2 separate regions of the Homo sapiens genome follow, and region 1 is linked to region 2. Evidence: chromatin contacts called from ENCODE Hi-C or POLR2A ChIA-PET data. All regions are on one chromosome and are shown on one strand. Each heading gives the region's core, a stretch centred on a gene start or an enhancer-like site at or near the end of the contact. The rest is flanking DNA. Distances are from core to core; before and after follow the strand shown.

The links. Hi-C counts contacts between places; a loop is a spot of excess contacts on that map. ChIA-PET counts read pairs that join two places held with the same protein, here RNA polymerase II (POLR2A). Pooled maps may share reads with other maps.
Region 1: a pooled map shows a loop between it and region 2 (6-fold over the local background). The contact joins two enhancer-like sites. A Hi-C loop is called at or near these places in 3 of 50 pooled maps. POLR2A ChIA-PET finds 5 or more read pairs at or near these places in 5 of 52 experiments (A673, BJ, MCF 10A and 2 more).

Annotation. Positions count from the first base shown.
Region 1 is chr6:140,081,588-140,084,287 of GRCh38, forward strand. All of the region lies in intron 1 of LINC02941 (long intergenic non-protein coding RNA 2941), which reads left to right. All of the region lies in intron 2 of LOC107986652 (a long non-coding RNA gene), which reads right to left. Among named protein-coding and RNA genes, the nearest start is that of LINC02941, 110 kb to the left of the region's middle. Within about 2 kb of position 1,369, at least 3 of the 41 ENCODE cell types and tissues checked have a DNase peak (open chromatin) inside an H3K27ac peak, as active enhancers do; they include A673, where a contact is called at or near this core.
Region 2 is chr6:140,042,022-140,044,721 of GRCh38, forward strand. All of the region lies in intron 1 of LINC02941 (long intergenic non-protein coding RNA 2941), which reads left to right. The region is part of intron 2 of LOC107986652 (a long non-coding RNA gene); the gene reads right to left. Among named protein-coding and RNA genes, the nearest start is that of LINC02941, 67 kb to the left of the region's middle. Within about 2 kb of position 1,415, at least 8 of the 41 ENCODE cell types and tissues checked have a DNase peak (open chromatin) inside an H3K27ac peak, as active enhancers do; they include A673, where a contact is called at or near this core.

The DNA of each region.
Region 1 (2,700 bases), core at 119-2,618, 40 kb after region 2:
GTAATTATTTGAAGTGCACAAGAGTGCTTTACATTAAAAAATTGCAACTATATGCCCCTAAGCAAATCAATTAACTTCTCTGGTTGTGGTTTCCTCTTCTGCAAAACCAGAGGATTGGACCAGCTATTTCTCAGGTTTCTCTCAGGTCCAGTATTTAATAATTCTGTGACTCATTTTATGAAATTCATCACACCTTAATTTATGAACTTCTAATTACATATTTGTAAGTAGGCTTTTCTTAAAATGGTTTCATACCATTTGTTATATTAATACTTGCTTAACAGTTAAAGAGAAATTAAAGATAGAAGAGAATGAACAAGAGACAGGAATAAGAAATAGTTCCTAAAGCCCAAAGTACTAAAAGGCATTACAGGCAATACAATTTTGTGGGTATTTTGAAGAAAAGGAAAGTCACTGTAAACTTTAGTTTCTATTTTGTGCCATATGTGTTATGGCTGCTAGTTACTTAATCTCACAACTACTCTAAAATAGATATTAATGTCCAGTGTATATTGCTAAGTAAACTATGGCTCAGAAAAATCCAAATCCATTGAATTAGGAAGTAACACAGTTGAGGTCTTTGGGTTTGAGTGATTCTTTACATGCTCTTACCAGATCATGATGCAGTCTTTGTTTATCAGGATAAAATAGCAAAAGAGAACTGCACATAGAAGGATTAAGTAGCACATGAAATGTCTATGCTCCTAAAGAGTTCCAAAATAATGTCTTTTATCAACATTTGAATTTTTATTAAAAAATTCTTACCCAGAATAAATTGAAATAAAGTATAAAAGACCACATATGGTGCTAACAAAGACTTATGTCTGCTGATGCTATGCTATTCAGTGATATAACAATGCTAATCATAGCAATAAAATATTTACTAAATAAATATGGATTGAAGCTTTGAGCAAAGGCCATCGTTGTTTTTCTCATAACACAGAACTACTTTCACGAGAATGATATGTGCATAAAATTTGCCCTCTACAAGAGATTACCTAAAGAATTATTGTTATTTTGTAGAAGGTTTGTATTGCACTTCAAATCCAATAATGAATATTGAGGGCTTTCTGTTCAGATCTATGAAATAAAGGATAATTTATGCTTATTCATGTAATAACTAAGAAGCTATCAAATATTTATTATTGGATTGAAGCAATGGAAATGGTGAGAAGAAGGGAGAATGAATCTATTTTTAAAAGAAGAAAAATGCAATTAAGTCTTTTTGGGGTATAAGAATTTGCAGAACTATTATAAATAGAAGGGCCCATCTCAGCTTGATTACTTCAAAACAGCTTCCTGCAACCTCCCACCAAGTAGATGAGCAATTAGTATAATCACAGCAATAAGTCAAAGACACTTGCTGTTCAAACTTGTGTTGCAACTTTTCCTTTTGGCATTGCTCCTAGCCTATTCCAGTTCCACACACAGACACAAATGCACATATTTAATAAAATTTTATTTGGTAAAAGGCAAATGCCTAGGCTTGACTTCTTTTTTTGTATCAAGGTTAAGTAAAGGGCACTGAACAAGTGAAGCTGTGCTGAAAACAACAGTGGCCAAGGCAGAGATATTCTTATACCTCAACCCGTTGTGCAGATGGAAGTCTGGCCAAAAAACCATAAAGCATCAAGTCTGACTGTGAGTCAATCTGTCAGCACAAGTACAAGGTGACTCAGGAAAAGACTGCATTTTGTTTTCTGGGAAATATTCAGGGGTTCTAGTAATTTATGAGTGTTGGATATTGTTTTCAGGAAAGGATAAAAACGACTTCATAAATAGAAAGAATGAAATTTTAATAATTGATTCTCTGCTAAAAAAACAAAGAGTAAGAGTAACCCAAGCGAATTCATTTTTTAAAGAAATTTTCAATAGGCAGATATTAAACCTACACTTCAGTTTGAGATACTTCCATATTTGTAAATCTTATGTTACTAAGTTGACTCAGTACACAATAAATTGTTTCTAAGAAGCAGCAGCATAGTAAAACAGGCTTTGCAACTCCAGTCATGTGACCTTTCGAACTATGTTTTTAGCGTGTCTAATTTTAAGGTTTGCTTTAGGTTTAATCTACACAATTAATTAATTGTTACAAGTTGTCAAATTATTGGTTTGTCTGGATCTTCTATGTTAATATGAATTTAAAGGAATGTTTAATGTTGTTGAATAATAGGGAGAAGAGAGAGCTTTAGATCTTTGATTTTTCAGTCTTCCTGGTATTGCTAGGTATTTTAAATACCCAGCATTTGTCTATTCCATTGTGTCAATTATGACAGCCTTGATTTTTCACTAGTTTGGGAGTTCTTTTATGAGTGTTTCCAAATGCTTTCCTTCTTTTTTACCTAATTAAAGAAATTCACCAACTTATAGGGGAAAACATCAATTTCAACTTTTTATGAAATTCTGCTGAGAGGTTACAGAAGGTATACAGCAAAATACATTTAAAACATTCCAGCTATTAAAGGACAACTATTTTTTTTTTATTGAGGATAAGCACTTTTTATGGTCAAAAGGAATCTGACTTTTCTATTGAAATGTTATATAGAAACACCTGAACACACATAGATACTAAGGCTGAGTTCTCAGGAAATAGTATTCTACCTCCCCAAAAAACTTTGCTTACTGAACACATTATTTTAAGAAGAGAGATTATTAGTAACAGTGATAAGTATCAAGGCATAAGATCAAAATGGAAAAAGA
Region 2 (2,700 bases), core at 165-2,664:
CTCCTCTTGGGGTACAATGTTAGCAACCCAGCTCTGGGGAATTGTGGGTCAGAGTAGGTGTTAACTCTGGCTGTTGCTATGGAAATGATTTAAGCAGCTGCATTTGCAAGGTTAAGAGCCTCATTCAAACACACCTACAGGAAATGTTATACTTTGGGGGAAGATCTGGGTCAAACATAAGCAATGCAGCACTATACCTCAATTGACAGCATAGAGTTCAGAAGGCCCAGGAGCAAGGTTGCTCTAGGGACATTTGCAGGTTTTCAGGTTGCCTCACTCTAGGGGTGAGAGTGAGGAGATAGATGCTGCTCTCTCTCTGGCTCCCAGAGTGGAAATTACAGCAAGACCAGCTACATCATGTAGCATCAGGGACACCCTTTCCTTCTATTAAATAGAAGCCACCTCTGAGGATTCCTAGCCATATTTATTAATCAGAAGAAATGATTGTTTTTGATAACCCCACAATAAGGGTGCTATGAGGGACCGATGCTGAGCCTTGTTTGAAGTGTATTCTTCCAGTCTCTCAAAGGACATCAAATAGCAAATGAAGCTGTATTATATGGCATTTGTATAATTTCATGTAAATTCTCAGAGGTGGAAGAAATACAAATAATCACATCTGCCCACACTTGAGATGCGTAAAAAGATAATGTAAAGATACAGAGTATCTCTTAAAGTCTTTAGAAAGAAAAGCAATAGAAACTACGGTCATATTTTGATATTTGTTCTGGGATTACTTTGGATTTTTATTTGTCTTTTTACAAACATAGCCTCATTACAGAGGGAGTTTTTGGACCTGGTTTTGAAACAGAGGTAATATTTGTCTGTTATATAGTAAGAAGACTACTCAACTTTATTGTCCACAAAATCAAAATAATAAAATTTAAAAGGTGTTTTCTTTTCTTGAGCTGGTAAAACTCATAACTTTTTTTAAAAAGCTCATTTTTTATTATTTGTGTTTCAGAGTTCACCAAGTAAAACAGACTGAGCTGGGCCATTACCGTTCTCATCAGTTTAGATTTATATGATGCATGCATTGAAATGAACATCTGGACAGTTAGAGAATGCATTTCAATTGAAGGCCCTTGTAGCATATTTTTTTTCCATATTTAGAGCATTCCTGTGGAAAACAACACAAGTAGGAAAACAACATACAGTAAAAGAGAAATATTTTTAAAAGCAAGAATTATCAGAAATGGGATTATTGAGAATTTTTATTGCACACAATAAAGGTATAAGTGGGATCATAAAGCACCATGCAGAAATAAAACCCATTGACTATTTGGGCTTTATCTTGAATCCAGAGAGCCAATGAACTTGAACTCATATGTGACTTCCAAGGCAACTAGCTGTAACCACAGTTACTACTGTCTCCAAGGCCCAAGAGGAGATTTTCAGCCTGGATAAGTATTTCATAGAGACATTTGAGCCAGGTGCTTTATGTAGTAGGATCGGTGATTCAGTGTGTGGCATTTAACAATGTGAGTCAGAATTAAATGAATGTCTTAGTATTATAGTTGGGGAGTTAATGGAAGGGCCATCTCTTGGATGAGTCATTGAACATAGATCCTGCTCTGAACCACTTGCTAAAAATTGTGCAATCATTTTCACAAGCAGATAAGATGATAACCTTGATGTTCTGCCCTTTCTAAGTTCACATGATCAAGCTGCTCATCTCTCTGTTTCCCCAAAATAGATTTGAGCTATAAAACCACCTTTCATCTTTATTCATTATTTTTTTCCACATGTGTTCTGTGCCTTATTCATTACATGTAAATAATGCAATTATGATATTTTAACTCTTACAGTATTCTATTAGAGGTAAACTGCATTTGTTATTTATAGTCTTTCTTTTCTCCAAAAATACTTGAGGCAGCTTATAAAAGACACAGATATGCTAAAACTATTCAAGCAAGGGCAAATGAATGTGATTACGGGCTATGCTAGGTCAAGAGAGAATTTATAGGCTAAAGATAGCTTCTGAAACTGAGCATCAAATTTAGCTTTGAGCTTCCTGAAAATTATTTTCAACATGCATCATTTTGCCTTTTTAATAAATGTCAATGTCTGCATTAGTATCTTCTATTCTAGAATATAAGCTTAAGAGGGAGACGGTGCTACAATTTAGTGTGATTTGTCAATCAGATGGCAAGTTTATTGAGGATGAGTCAGAACTATAATGTGAGACTGAGTAAGTAGGGTGAGAATTCAAAGAAAAGGAGAACCAATCACTTGTTCCTGTCTTCAATGAGGTAGCTGGTCAGTTGAATAAAACCTGTCATACATTTGAGATGTCTCTCACCATGGAACATATAAGCTAATGAATGTTCACAGAATCCTAACTGGGGATACAATTGTGGGAAAATATTACCCTTAATTAATATATAGTCTGATATTTGAGCAGTTATAGATTCAAGGCAGAAGGCTAGCTTTCAAGGGGAGACTTTCACTCCCATACCTGGCTGCTGTATGACTGCCCTAGGGCAGCAATCACAGAGACACCACAGGGCAGCCTCTGTTAGGATTAGGATGACTGAGGCATGGTCTAGTTGGATGTTAGGACTGGGCTCTATTTAGCCTACACAATCCTGTATAATCTTAGAATTAAAGAAAAAAGAAAGAAACGAAGGAAGGGAGGGAGGGAAGGATGGAAGGAAGGAAGGAAGGAAGAAAGGAAGGAAGGAAGGGGGAGGGAGGGAG